Linked DNA regions of Homo sapiens: regions 2, 3, 4 and 5 are each linked to region 1. The links are chromatin contacts, found by Hi-C or POLR2A ChIA-PET in ENCODE. All regions are on one chromosome and are shown on one strand. Each heading gives the region's core, a stretch centred on a gene start or an enhancer-like site at or near the end of the contact. The rest is flanking DNA. Distances are from core to core; before and after follow the strand shown. Region 1 holds the start of PRPF8 (pre-mRNA processing factor 8). Region 2 holds the start of SMG6-AS1 (SMG6 antisense RNA 1). Region 3 holds the start of BHLHA9 (basic helix-loop-helix family member a9). Region 4 overlaps YWHAE (tyrosine 3-monooxygenase/tryptophan 5-monooxygenase activation protein epsilon). Region 5 holds the start of RTN4RL1 (reticulon 4 receptor like 1).

What was found. Hi-C counts contacts between places; a loop is a spot of excess contacts on that map. ChIA-PET counts read pairs that join two places held with the same protein, here RNA polymerase II (POLR2A). Pooled maps may share reads with other maps.
Region 2: a pooled map shows a loop between it and region 1 (5-fold over the local background). The contact joins the promoter of SMG6-AS1 here to the promoter of PRPF8 in region 1. A Hi-C loop is called at or near these places in 5 of 50 pooled maps. POLR2A ChIA-PET finds 5 or more read pairs at or near these places in 2 of 52 experiments (activated B cell and activated CD4-positive, alpha-beta T cell).
Region 3: a map with no recorded cell type shows a loop between it and region 1 (17-fold over the local background). The contact joins the promoter of BHLHA9 here to the promoter of PRPF8 in region 1. A Hi-C loop is called at or near these places in 1 of 37 single-sample maps with no recorded cell type and 3 of 50 pooled maps. POLR2A ChIA-PET finds 5 or more read pairs at or near these places in 1 of 52 experiments (HEK293).
Region 4: a loop to region 1 is called in a pooled map, with 3 times the contacts of the local background. The contact joins the enhancer-like site here to the promoter of PRPF8 in region 1. A Hi-C loop is called at or near these places in 2 of 50 pooled maps. POLR2A ChIA-PET finds 5 or more read pairs at or near these places in 2 of 52 experiments (CD4-positive, alpha-beta T cell and common myeloid progenitor, CD34-positive).
Region 5: a map of CD4-positive, alpha-beta memory T cell shows a loop between it and region 1 (14-fold over the local background). The contact joins the promoter of RTN4RL1 here to the promoter of PRPF8 in region 1. A Hi-C loop is called at or near these places in 3 of 168 maps with a recorded cell type or tissue (CD4-positive, alpha-beta memory T cell, heart left ventricle and ovary), 3 of 37 single-sample maps with no recorded cell type and 14 of 50 pooled maps. POLR2A ChIA-PET finds 5 or more read pairs at or near these places in 1 of 52 experiments (activated CD4-positive, alpha-beta T cell).

What each region holds. Positions count from the first base shown.
Region 1 is chr17:1,683,476-1,686,175 of GRCh38, forward strand. PRPF8 (pre-mRNA processing factor 8) reads right to left here and starts at 1,392. Exons shown (of 43, transcript NM_006445.4): 1 at 1,305-1,392; 2 at 997-1,107; 3 at 58-226. The coding sequence starts at 1,096.
Region 2 is chr17:2,088,322-2,091,021 of GRCh38, forward strand. It overlaps SMG6-AS1 (SMG6 antisense RNA 1), which reads left to right and starts at 1,417. Exons shown (of 2, transcript NR_199038.1): 1 at 1,417-1,448. The region is part of intron 13 of SMG6 (SMG6 nonsense mediated mRNA decay factor); the gene reads right to left. RefSeq lists enhancers at 1,029-1,208, 1,219-1,318, 1,339-1,438, 1,469-1,548.
Region 3 is chr17:1,269,131-1,271,830 of GRCh38, forward strand. BHLHA9 (basic helix-loop-helix family member a9) reads left to right here and starts at 1,314. Exons shown (of 1, transcript NM_001164405.2): 1 at 1,314-2,685. The coding sequence starts at 1,434. The coding sequence ends at 2,141. RefSeq lists enhancers at 1-111, 1,716-2,466.
Region 4 is chr17:1,364,209-1,366,908 of GRCh38, forward strand. It overlaps YWHAE (tyrosine 3-monooxygenase/tryptophan 5-monooxygenase activation protein epsilon), which reads right to left. Exons shown (of 6, transcript NM_006761.5): 2 at 651-850. Among named protein-coding and RNA genes, the nearest start is that of YWHAE, 35 kb to the right of the region's middle. Within about 2 kb of position 1,428, at least 10 of the 41 ENCODE cell types and tissues checked have a DNase peak (open chromatin) inside an H3K27ac peak, as active enhancers do.
Region 5 is chr17:2,023,907-2,026,606 of GRCh38, forward strand. RTN4RL1 (reticulon 4 receptor like 1) reads right to left here and starts at 1,428. Exons shown (of 2, transcript NM_178568.4): 1 at 947-1,428. The coding sequence starts at 959. RefSeq lists enhancers at 275-820, 1,989-2,489.

The DNA.
Region 1 (2,700 bases), core at 142-2,641:
CAGGGAGAAGGGAAAAGGGCCAAATTCCAAATGAAATTATTTCAGGATGTTCCTTACCCCAAGTAAACCCTTTTGTCATGGCGGAACTTCCTGTTGGTCATGTCTCCATGGTCTCGAATGATCTTCCTGACATGTTCTGGGGGCATGTCTTCCTTCTGGGCATCCACAAACCCAAACTTCCGCTTTTCTGCATAGCGCTTGGCCTGCAATTGCTGCCATTTTCGAGCTGGAAAGGCACCTCAGTTTAAAGGCCTGCACACCCTCCCCCTAATCCTCTTCACCTCTTGCCCTAGGGTAAGCTCCTGTCAGTGAGTGTGAGGGAGAAGCAGGCACCAGCAGGAAGAAGCACCCCTTGCCAATTCCCTTACCATTTTACTCTGTTTTTCCTTTCATCACATTGATCACTATCTGACTTTTTTTTTTTTTTTTGAGAGGTTGTTTCACTCTGTCTCCCAGGCTGGAGTGCAATGGTGCGATGTCGGCTCACTGCAACCTCCGCCTCCTGGGTTCAAGCCATTCTCCTGCCTCAGCCTCCCCAGTAGCTGGGATTATAGACACGCGCCACCACACACGACTCATTTTTGTATTTTTCGTAGAGACGAGGTTTCACTGTGTTGGCCAGGCTGGTCTCGAACTCCTGACCTCAGGTGATCCGCCCGCCTGGGCCTCCCAAAGTGCTGGGATTACAACCGTGAGCCACCGCGCCCGGCCTGACATTTTTATTACAGAGCTTCAAGGTTTTGTTATTCTCTGTCTCTCCCGCTGTAATTTAAACCCCGTAAGGACAGGAATTTTGTCTCCGTCACTACTGTACCCCCGCTGGATCAGCGCTTGCAAATAATACGCGCTTAAAATGACTTGATGAAAAATTAACTGGAAATAACAAGGGAGCTGACACCTCAGGAGCTGCCCAAACGGGGAGGGTCCCCACCCGCCTGCGCGCGCGCACACCCGCCCCGCCTCCGGCCCGCGCGCCGCTCCACACTCTCGCCTCACCTTTCTCCTGCAGCTTCTCCTCCGACATGTAGTCCGGTAGCGGGGCTAGAGGGCCAGGCACCGGGTTACCCGGCCCTCGATAAGGAAACACTCCGGCCATATCCGGAGAATCTGGGGAGCGGCGGGATAGAAAAATTCACTAACCACAGGCCCGGGCCCACAAGAAGCGCAGCAGAAAGGCGTCCGGGGACCCCGGCCTGCAGTCCCGCCACACAGTGCATCCAGCCCCGCCCGGCCTAACCCCTTCGGTCACTCGGCCCGACCCGACCACGCCTCCCGCAGCCCGGCCTTAAACGCCTGCCACGCACCCCACAGGCCCTCACACAAGAGGCCGCTTTCCCCGCAGCGCAATGGCGGCCAGACTGCGTCCGCTCCGCGTTCCCAGCGCCGGGAAGTGCGCAACCCGAGTTCAGCAGTTGATCCAGTCGGCGCCGAGGTGCTCAGATGGATTAGTGAGACGACCAATTAGAGTTGCACACTGCGCCGAGGAGGCGGGCCCATAGGCGGAAAGGCTTTGAACGCAAGGGGGTGTGGTCGGGGTGAAGCCCCGCCTCCTCCATTTCCGAGGCTGTTTCTGGGGCCTCTGACAGACCTCAGCGTGTGATGGGCTCCCGGCGTCGCACTGTGAGAGAGCGAAGTCTAAAGGGTTTGAATAAATTTGCCAAGATTGCGCATTGTACGATGTCTGTTGTCATCAATGTGTACATGCAATGCAGTACTAGCTCCTGGACAGTCATTTGTTCATGCATTCATTCATTTAACCATCACTGTCTACCGAGGACGAGGGATAAAGCAGGAAAAAAGACAACCAGTAGAGTTCACAGGGGAGCAGAAAGGCAGGCAAGAATTAAGACCTTGGCCGGGCGCGGTGGCTCACGCCTGGAATCGCAGCACTTTGGGAGGCCGAGGCAGGCGGATCACTTAAAGCCAGAAGTTCGAGGCCAGCCTGGCCAACATGGTGAAACCCCGTCTCTACTAAAAATACAAACATTAGCCGGGCGTGGTGGCGGGCGCCTGTAGTCCCAGCTACTCGGGAGGCTGAGGCAGGAGAATCGCTTGACCCGGGAGGGGGAGGTTGCAGTGAGCCAAGATCGCGCCACTGCACTCCAGCCTGGGTGACAGAGCGAGACTCTGTCTCGGGGGAAAAAAAAAAGTCTGAAATTCTGTGGAGGGTGCAGAGGAATTGTAACCCATACAGCCCCTGAATCTAGTTGAGAATTTACAAATCAAAGTGAAATAATTAGAAAAAAATTCAAAGGATGTCAATGTGCTTTCAGAACGGTAAAAATTTAAAAAATATTCCTTTTGTTTTTTTGAGACAGGGTCTCACTCTGTTGCCCAGACTGGAGTGCAATGGCGCGATCTCAATTCATCACAACCTCCACCTCCCAGGATCAAGCAATTCTCCTGCCTCAGTCTCCAGAGTAGCTGGATTACAGGCACGCGCCACTACTGCCGGCTAAGTTTTGGATTTTTAGTAGAGACAGGGTTTCACTATGTTGGCCAGGCTGGTCTCAAACTCCTGACCTTACGAAATCCTCCTGCCTCGGCCCTCCCAAAGTGCTGGGATTACAGGCGTGAGCCCCCATGCCCGGCCTGAAATCTATTTTTTAATGCTGGGTGTTCTAAAGGTCCCTACAGTCAAAAAAGACAGAGGAGAATTGTTAAAGATTTGATGGAGATGGATGGATGTGAGGATTTCAT
Region 2 (2,700 bases), core at 167-2,666, 400 kb after region 1:
AGGACCCAGGGATGTGGACATCCTGAGGCCACCTGCAGCACTTCCTTACAGGGTCTGTGGGAATTGCCTATTCCATGGACACAAGCAACGAGGAGTAGCCCTCTCCCAGTTTTCATTTCCGCCCCATTTAGAAGGAAATTGGTTTCCTTGGGGATTGTGTCTGTCATAGCTATTAGTTCCTTCTCTAGGACAAGGACAACTGCTGGCTGATATGCAAAAGGCTGTGATCTACTGGGGTCTCTGACCTGGTGTTAACAGGCCTGGAAAGGATTCTACCTGTTTGGAGAGAGAAAGGTTGTCTGTCTTTTGGAAGAGTACCCTGTCCTTTGCAATCCAAGCAGCAGGGAGGATGGTCAAAGCTGTGTAAAGTGTACTGTGGGAGTGAGAAGTGCACAGTCTGAGCTCTTTAGTAGATGGAGAAACTGAGAGGCAGAATGTCCAGGGCTTGCCCAGAGGCACAGAGAAACCTTCTGTCTGTAGCTCACTGGCCTGTCTGCAAAAGCATTCTGTCTTAACTTGGGGGGAATAAGCCCACTGGGGAGAGGACCACCGCTCTCTTGATGCTGGAGTTCTGTAGGAGACTTACGGGAATATTCTCCTAGACAAAGCCTCCAGCACTTGAGTCAGGGAAAAAGCAACACAAGACAGTTTAAATACAGTTAATAAGAGACTTCATAATGAAAGAAGCCTTTCAAACCACTGACAAAAAGCCAATTCCAAGATGATCTTTGCTTGGTCTAGGAGGACTTCCTGGTAGGAGAGGGGTTAAAGCTGGACTCCCTGCTTGGAGAGGAAGGACTCCAGATGAAGTCTGTGACATCATCCCCACAGTTAACTCTGCTCGTGAGCACATTTTTCCACTCTATATCAATGAAAACCAGAGAATGTAAGTGGCATGTATATCGCAGCTCTGGGGGCAAACTCTGGATCCTCCAGAGGAGAAAGAGCTGGGCGGGAGAGGCTCCCTTCCTGGGCTACATTAGCACGTGGGGCTGGACTGGGGATAGAGGCGACTAAAAGGGCCGCCAGCCAGGGAACACCCTGGGGAGCCTACGGACCTCTCCTCTGCGGTGTACCTTCTCAGTCACAGTCCTGACCCTTCTGGAGGGAGATGCACTGTGTAGGCGATTGTCAAGAATTCCCAAGTTAATTGACAAAATATCACATACAAATCATTTCAATCAGCTTGGGAAAGAAAACTGGGGCTTTAGGTCAGGGAAGAGCTGAAAGAAAGCCCCTTTCCCTTCCCCTGAAGATTGTCGGAGGCAGCTTACCACTGCAGCAGGAACTGAAACCTTTAGCTTTAGGGCTCCAGTTATCACTCTAATCAAGTCCACACGCAAAGAACCAAGCAGAAAGGAAAACTGAAAGTGAGATGTGGAGAGGCGATACCGGAGGCTGTTCTCTCCTAGGCTCAGTTCCTTAGAGAGAGATAATGTAAGCATCGGGTAAGTAGGGGCTGGAGCCAAGGGGAGCGAGGAACAAAGGAGAAAACCTCTAGGTCAAGAGAGTAGACTGGGTTACTGTTCTGGGGTATTTAAGGTGGAGAGGTGGAGAAGTAAAGAAAAATGGTGTTTCTTGACTGGGCACGGTAGCTCACGAATGTCATGTCAGCACTTTGGGAGGCCAAGGTGGGCAGATCACCTGAGGTCAGGAGTTCAAGACCAGCCTGGACAACATGGTGAAACCCCATCTCTACTAAAAATACAAAAATCAGCCGGGTGTGGTAGTACATGTGGTAGTCCCAGCTACTAGGGAGGCTGAGGCAGGAGAATCGCTTGAATCTGGGAGGTGGAGGTTGCAGTGAGCCGAGATTGCACCACCGCACTCCAGCCCAGGCAACAAGGCGAGACTCTGTCTCAAAAAAAAAAAAAAAAAAAAGGAAAGAAGAAAAAATGGTGTTCTCTGAAAACTGGTGACTCTTCACAGCCACTCGGTAGGGAACAAGCACAGTGTGGGTAGAGATGCCCGGCGGGGGAGGGGGGTTGGGGAGAGAAAACGAGCTATATGCTGCTTTATGAAGGTAGGGAGGGTAAGAGAGAACGGGAACTAAGCACCAGGTATCACATACTCATGTGCTCTGAGTTGCAAGACTTAACACCTCAGGGCAGCCCCGGGGAAGGGAGAAAACCTCCAAATCTAGCCAGGGAATATGAGGAAGGGCTGGAGAGCCAGGACCCTGGATGCAAGCTCTAGGGAGTGAGGGACTCGCTCTATCGTTACCTGGTCCCCGTTTTCTCCAAACAGGCTTCTTGGAAGGCACAACCATGGTTACTAGTCATTTTGCAAAATTTCTTTTTCTGAATTTTTGGTTTGGAGAAATCGGAGTTTAAACTTGTACTATCAGCCAGTTCTTTTTTCTAGTCTTAACAGTCCAGCTTGCTACTGCTCCTCTGGTTAAAGAGAACAATCACACGGGTTTCCCCCCACAAACTCAAGTTTACAGGTTGTTTTTCTTGTTTCTCTAAATGGAGCCAATTATTCTCACATTTGTTGAAACCTTCAATCAAACTTTATAGCTTGTTAATTTTACAGAATGTCCTTAGAGCAAATAAGATGCAGACAGGAACATGAAGTCTTTCTGAGATTATTAAGAAACCTTAAAATAGCCTACAAATCCAACACCAAGGCTGGTAAAATACAGGCTGCTTGGCTGGCTTCTGAGGTCAATTAGCAATGGGTTAATTATCATCTTTAATG
Region 3 (2,700 bases), core at 64-2,563, 410 kb before region 1:
CCTAATGCCTTATTATTTTCTTTTATGGAGAAATTCACAGTTTGAAATAATGGGGTTATTGGCAATGCTCTTTTGGCGAGATGGATGTGAACCACACACCCATTCCAATGCCATAGGCCTTGGCATCTTAGAGGCATTTGGATTGTGACTGGGAATGAGTGGCCTTCAGGCGCTCCAAATAACTCAGCTGTGGATGCCGGAAATTCTACTGGGGGTCTTTCTTTGGGAATAAACATCATCTTTTTTCTGAGACCCTCTTTCAAATGCAAATCCCTGGGGGAAGAGGACAGAGGCTGCTCATTGAGTTCATAACCTGGCAGGGCTGTGTCACAAGATGGGGCTGCCCGAGGGCTCTGGACCCCAAAGATGCCCCTGATGTGGACCCAGGGCTGCAAAGGGATCTTCCCCGTCACCCTCTGCTGCTGACTCATCCCAGCTCTGCCTGCAGAAGGGGAGTCAAAGGGCAGTGGAGGGAGAGTCAGGCCCAACCAAAACCCGAACCCCAATTGCAGCCAGCCGCCCTCCATAGCTGAAAAAGCCGGAAGCTCTGGGTCAGCTTTACCTGCAGGGCCCTGCGCCTCCCATATGAGTCCTGCCGGGACACTCATGCTTTTCCTCAGTGACATCTCTGTGGTTGCCCACGGGACTTGACAAGAACTTTCAAGGTTTTGTTGTTGTTTTTGTTGTTGTTTTTCTGAGACGGAGTCTCGTTCTGTCTCCCAGGCTAGAGTGCAGTGGTGCGATCTCGGCTCACTGCAACCTCCAGCTCCTGGGCTCAAGCCATTCTCCTGCCTCAGCCTCCCGAGTAACTGGGATTACAGGCGCCTGCCACCACGCCCGGCTAATTTTTGTGTTTTTAGTAGACGGGGTTTTATATACTCTGTTGGCCAGGCTGGTCTCGAACTCCTGAACTCAAGTGATCCGCCCGCCTCGGCCTCCCAAACTGCTGGGATGACAGGCGTGAGCCCCAGTGCCCGGCCCTCTGCCTCTTTTTATTCCTATCAGCTCTCCTGCTAGAAGCCAAACTTAGCACCTTATCTGGGAATGGGGAGGAAGAATGTGGAACCCAGACACCCCACAGCGGCCCCAGAGCTAGGCAGGGCAAGGTCCCCGGGGCAGCGTGGCCGGGCTGCCCGTCTGGTCCCCGCTTACAAGAACCTGCAAGCTTCCCTCCTTGCTTTCCTTCTTCCCCTCGGTTCCTCCCCCGCCGACCTACCTGGAGGCCGATAATAAAGCAGGAGGAGGGAGATGGATGGACGGGAGGGCGGGGCGCCGCGTGGTGCCATAAAGCCCAGCTGGAAGGGGCCTGTCTCGGGAGTGTCCAGCCCCAGGAGCCGGGGACCGTCCGCGTCGCGAGCCGGGCCAAGGCAGTGGGCAGAGGGCAGAGGGCAGAGGGCCGGGGCTGGGGCAGAGGGCGAGTGCCCGGGAAGGCCATGCTGCGGGGCGCGCCAGGACTAGGCCTCACGGCGCGGAAGGGGGCCGAGGACTCTGCGGAGGACTTGGGGGGCCCCTGCCCCGAGCCCGGGGGCGATTCGGGGGTGCTGGGGGCGAACGGCGCTTCCTGCAGCCGGGGCGAGGCGGAGGAGCCGGCGGGCAGGAGGCGCGCGCGGCCGGTGCGGTCCAAGGCGCGGCGCATGGCCGCCAACGTGCGGGAGCGCAAGCGCATCCTAGACTACAACGAGGCCTTCAACGCGCTGCGCCGGGCGCTGCGGCACGACCTGGGCGGCAAGAGGCTCTCCAAGATCGCCACGCTGCGCAGGGCCATCCACCGCATCGCCGCGCTCTCCCTGGTCCTGCGCGCCAGCCCCGCGCCCCGCGGGCCCTGCGGACACCTGGAGTGCCACGGCCCGGCCGCGCGCGGGGACACCGGGGACACAGGCGCCAGCCCCCCGCCGCCTGCAGGGCCCAGCCTCGCGCGCCCAGACGCCGCCCGCCCCTCGGTGCCGTCCGCGCCCCGCTGCGCCTCGTGCCCCCCGCACGCGCCCCTGGCACGGCCCAGTGCGGTGGCCGAGGGGCCGGGCCTAGCACAGGCCTCCGGGGGAAGCTGGCGCCGCTGTCCGGGGGCTTCCTCTGCCGGGCCGCCTCCCTGGCCGCGGGGCTACCTGCGATCCGCCCCCGGGATGGGCCATCCGCGCTCCTGACCGGCCTCGAGGCACCGGCTGGGCTGCAGGGAGGCCGGGCTGGCAGCTGGACTATAAAACCCGGGACTGCAAAGGCGTCTTGGACAGAGCAGAACTGGACCGGCTGAGACCTGGCGTGGAAGAGAAGGAGCTCGCCAGAGAGAAGGAGCTCCGGGACCCGGGGTTGCGCCCCCACATCCCAGCCTGGGGCAGAGAGAAGGAGCTCCGGGGCCTGGGGCTGCGCCCCCACATCCCAGCCTAGGGAGGCAGTTGCCAGAAAGGCTCAGGATCCTGAACTCATCTTGGACTCGAACTCGTCTTGGAATGCCGCCTTCGCACTCCTGCGCCTCCGAGCCCTGTGTGTTCTCGATGCTTTTAGGAGAGTGAGGGCTTTGAGGCAGGAGGTGTGGGAGCGTGGGAATGCGGGTGGGGCCTGCTGTGGTCTCGTGGGCACATGAGTGCGGAGTCCCCTTCCCTGCCTGCGCTGCTGCCCAAGCCTGATCCGGGAGAGGCAGGATCCGGGAGAGGCAGGCAGGGGCAGCAGCCAAATAAAAGGAAAAACTCATTTCTCTCCGATACC
Region 4 (2,700 bases), core at 178-2,677, 320 kb before region 1:
AATATATTGGTTTTTGGGTGCTTTTTTTTTTTTTTAGATGGAGTCTCGCGCTCTGTCACCCAGGCTGGAGTGCAGCAGTGCGATCTCGGCTCACCGCAAGCTCCGCCTCCCGGATTCACACCATTCTCCTGCCTCAGCCTCCCGAGTAGCTGGGACCACAGGCTCCCGCCACCACGCCCAGCTAATGTTTTGTATTTTTAGTAGAGACGGGGTTTCACCATGTTAGCCAGGATGGTCTCGATCTCCTGACCTCGTGATCCGCCCACCTCAGCCTCCCAAAGTGCTGGGATTACAGGCCTGAGCCACCGCGCCTGGCCAACCCACCATATTTTTTTAAAAAACAGTCATCATTTTGCTTGAAAATACAATAGTTCCCCCTTATCCAAGAGGGATCCATTGAGACCTGCCAGTGGATGTGATGAAACCATGGAAAATACCAAACCTGATACAGACTATGTTTTGTCCTCATGCATAGCCACGGGTAAGTTTAACTTATAAACCAGGCACAAAGATCAATATCAGAAACATTATAACATACTGTAATACAAGTTATATGAATGTAGTCTCCTTTTCTCTCAAAATCTTAAGTGTACCGTCCTACAGGTAACTCAAACTGTGGATAAGGGGGGATGATGGCACAACAATCTCACCATTTGCCGATATTCCCGAATCATTTTTAGCTTGTCTTCTCCTCCCTTGTTTTCTTCTTTCTGTTCAATGCTGCTGATTATTCTCCAGGAGGCTCTTCTAGCTCCAATCACATTCTTATATGCAACAGATAGGAGGTTTCTTTCTTCAACTGTCAGCTCCACATCCATCCCTGCTACTTTCTTCATTGACTCCACCATTTCTGTATGGGAAAAGGAAAAGTCAGACCTTACAAATTTGAAGTTTTCTTAACATATTCCTTTCAAAGTAGTTTTTTTCTGTCAAGCTACTGCGAAAAAAACATTTTAACAAAAATAATTTCATAATCATCAAAACTAATATGAGTAAAAAGCCAAAAACATGTAAAGGAAACCAAACTAAGAGCCAATACAAAGACTCCAGAAGGTAGTTAGGTGGAGTGAGAAAGACTTCATATACTATCTAATATAATTTAGTGTGGTCTGAAAGCACCTCTCATTAAATAAGGTAATTAGGCACACCTAACTATTTTCCAGCAAAAAAAAATGAGCTGTCAGTTTAAGAGAAAGATTAAGAATTTACAGGTTCTAAAATGTATTGTCTCACAAATAAATAGTATTTCCAAAAATACAAAAGGAAGGGGAATTTGTTCATACAGCAAAAATATACGGAGTATATGGTTGGCCACCAACAGACTTTGGATGTTTTCTATCCTTCCTCGTATGAAGCTCCTTCATTGGTAAAACTTCTGATGATTCCTACTTGTTACCACTAGGTGGCGAGCAAAGAAAGGGGCCCAGAAAAGCCTTGGCATCTACCGCAAGCATAGGGAAACACAACGGCGTGTGAATGCAAAGCGCCACAAACAGCACAAGAAATAGTAACTGAATAAATACATTAATAAAAACTTATTTTTGATGCCATATTACCATGTGGCTCTCCAACATTACCCACGTTTCAATCTTTGGTGATGAGACTCAAGAATCTGCATTTTAGGGCCAGGAGTAAGTGGCTCATACCCCTAGCACTTTGAGAGCTGAGGCAGGAGAATCACTCGAGCTCAGGAGTTCGAGACCCTGTCTCTAAAAAATAAAAACAGAGGCTGGGCACAGTGGCTCATGCCTGTAAATCCCAGCACTTTGGCAGGCCGAGGTGGCACATCACCAGGTCAAGAGATAAAGACTATCCTGGCCAACATGGTGAAACACTGTCTCTACTAAAAATACAAAAATTAGCTGGGCGTGGTGATGCACGCCTGTAGTCCCAGGTACTCTAGAGACTGAGACAGGAGAATCGCTTGAACCCAGAAGGTGGAGATTGCAGTGAGCCAAGATCATGCCGCTGCACTCCAGCCCAGCAACAGAGACTCCACCTCAAAAAAAAAAAAATAGAATAAATAAAATAAAAATAAAAATAAAAATAGGCTGGATGTAGTGGCTCATGCATATAATCCCAGAACTGTGGGAGGCCAAGGTGGGCAGATCATTTGAGGTCACGAATTCAAGGCCAGCCTGGCCAACGTGGTGAAACGGTCTCTACTAAAAATACAAAAATTAGCTGCGTTTGGTGGTGCGCGCCTGTAATTACAGCTACTTGGGAAGCTGAGGCAGCAGAATTGCTTGAACCCAGGAGGCAGAGATTGCAACTGAGATCGCCCCACTGTATGCCACCTGGGGCAACAGAGCAGACTCCATCTCAAAAAAAACCAAAAGAAAGAATCTGCATTTAAATAAGCATCCTTAGCTTTCATTAACACCCTAAGCATAAGCATACCTTAACTAATAGGTATGAAAGAGATGGTGACTTCATAAAACACTACTAAATTGGACGGGCACGGTGGATCACACCTGTAATCTCAGCACTTTGGGAGGCCAAGGTGGGTGGATCGCCTGAGGTCAGGAGTTCGAGACCAGCCTGGCCAACATGGTGAAACCCGTCTCTACTAAAAATACAAAAATTAGCTGGGCATGGTGGTGCACGCTTGTAATCCCAGCTACCAGGAAGGCTGAGGCAGGAGAACTGCTTGAACCTGGGAGGCAGAGGTTGCAGTGAGCTGAGATTGCACCACTGCAT
Region 5 (2,700 bases), core at 178-2,677, 340 kb after region 1:
CTCCTGGCCGGGCCAGGCGCGGGGGGGATCCCGGCGGGGCGCCACAGCCTGCTCGGGCCTGGGAGGGGAGAGGCAGACGCAGAGGCTGGAACAGCTGGTGGCGGGGCCCGTGGGCTCCCGGCGTGATCACCTGCCCTCCCAGGGCCCGGGGGACGGCGCCCCGCGTGGCAACCACGTGGGGGCGCGGCGGGACTTCCCCGGTGCCCGCACCAACTTTGCCGCGCTCCGTACCGGGCCGGGCTGCTGGGGCGTCTAGCTACGGTGGTCGCGAAGCCAGCTGTCCTCAAGTTGAGCTGTGCACCGGTCGCGCACACTGGCGGCACGGCTTTCGCGTCCCTCCGCTCCCAGCATAATGAAAGTTTGAGGAACTGGACATCAGGCGCTGGCCGCTCCCCACCCTCAGCCGCTGGGTGCCCAGAGCCCATCCCTAGCGATCAGAGCAGAACTGCAGAGAAGACGTCCGCGTCCGGGCCCCGTCTGGGGAGCTAGGGCGCGCGGGGAGCGCCCGGGCCGCGCGGTCACTGACCGCTGGCTGCACGGGGGCGCCGTGCGGACTCGGCCTCCACAAAGCGGCAGAAGCAAGGGCGTGTGCCCGCGCAGGGAATGGAGGCTGCAAGTGCAAAACTTTATCCCAGCAAAGCAAAGGTCCCAGGAGGCCGGCTCCCCTTCCACCACCGGCCGCTCACTCTGGTCTCCGACTGACCCCTCCGGGCCGGATCTCTAGGCCTGGCCACTCGATCCATGGAGAAAACCCCGTGTCTCACAACTGGCCGCTGACGGGAGCTGAGCCCCAGCAGCAGCCCCTCGGCGGGTGCGCCCGGCAAAACCCACCAGCCCGCCGGGGGCTACTTCCCAGACCGGGAGCCCCGGCGCCGGGCGGCGCCCGGGCTCGCGGCTCTTTCCGGAGCGCATTCAACTTCAACTTGCCCCTGCGGCTCCAACTCACCTTTGCGAAGCATGTTGGCCACGGGGCCGCCGCTCCGAGGTCGGCCTAGGCGCACTCCCTCCCGGGGTCCAGATTCAAATCCCTGGGCGCCAGCTGCAGCTAATCCGAGCGCGTCGAGGCGGGGGCAAGCCGGGGATCCGCTCGTGCCCGGTGGCCCGGCCCCGCAGGGGCATGGTGAGCTCCAGCCCCGCGCCGAGGGCACCGGCGCCCGCAAGCAACCGTGGTGCTGCCCGGCAGCCCCGCGCGCTTGCTCAGCCCCGGGGCGAGCGGCTTGCTCCGCGGAGCCGGCGGCCTGCTTCTGCCACCCGGAGCACTTCGCAGGCGGTTTTGAGGGGGGACGCCGCCCCCTGGCCGGCCGGCCGCAGCCCCCTCCTCTCCGCCCCCTCGGACCACCGCCGCCGCGGCTGCAGCAAAAGGGCGCTCGCACGCACCGCCGAGCTCCGGGGAAAGCGCCCGGCGCGCGTTTGCAGGACCGAGCGATCGGCGGAGCGGGGCGCCTCCCTTCCTCCCCCCGGCTTCCCCCTCCTCTCCTCCTCCCTCCCTCCCTTGCTCTCTAGCTCCCTCCCTCTCGCTCCGCTCCCCGCCCCCGCTCACGGAGCGCCTCCCATACAAAATTTATGAAAGTGCTCTCAGCTCGCAGTGCCGAGCGCCGTCCTATTCCCAAGGCAGCAGCGCTCAGCCGCGCGGCGCCGCCTCCCAAGGTGTTTTCACTGCGCCCGCCCCCGGGGAAGATGCTCGGCCCGCGTCCGTCCAGGCACCTGCCCCCAGTCCCCAAGCCGGTCCTCGGACCACTCCACGCCCCTCCCCGGCCCCGCAGGCCTCCTGGAGCCCGAACCCGCAGCCCAGCCCCCGCCCGCTCGCCCTTCGCGGCTGGAGGTCATCGGGAGACGCGGCTGGGACGCGAGGACCGCCGCCCAGAGTACGGATCGCGAGTCCGCTCCCTGCCCCGTCTCCTCCCTGGCCAGCGCCCCTTCTCCCAGTCTCGACGGCTCTTCCCCGCACTGAACAGCTCCAGCGAACCCGGCTGCCCCGCACCCCGAGTCCCAGGACACTGTTCTTTCGTGGGGAGAGGAGGGGAGCAAGCATTCGGAAAGGGCCAGCTGCAAATTCCAGGGAGAAGGAAGGACCCGTGCGGGTTCGGGTGGGCCGTCTCCGCCTGGGTGGGGTGGCGGCGGGGGGTCTCTGATCTCCCTTGGTCCACACAGACCCCGCCGGGGGGTTCGCGGAAAATGGAGGAGGCGCCGCTTGGAAAGCGGGTCCCGCAGGGGCCTGTTGAGCTGAGGGAAGAGAAGGTTCGGGCCAGGCGAGATCCTGGGTGGAGGCGGCACCCCCTGCTGGCCTGGGATCAGAGGGATTCGGAGAGAAGAAAAAGCGGATGGACCAAGGCTGTCATTCAACACACATTCACCGAAGGCTCAGCATGTGTGGGGCACTACTGTTCCTGAAAATTCAGCAGACGAAAAAGACTTGTCTTTGCCCTGTCCTCAAGGAGTTTCCATTTTAATAGGGGCCAAATGAGGAAAGTCCAGAGAAGATGGGAAGATTGTGCTTCGAAGAAAAACAAGCAGAGTATTGTTCTGGAGCTGACACGGGGGTAGAGGTGGCAGTCAAGGAAAGCTGCTCTGAGCAGGTGACATCCAAGCAGAAATCCAACTGAATCCCTCCTTGTAGGAAAAGGTGACATGATAGGAAGGTCAAAAAGAAGGTCAGGGCCGGGCGCGGTGGCTCACGCCTGTAATCCTAGCACTTTGGGA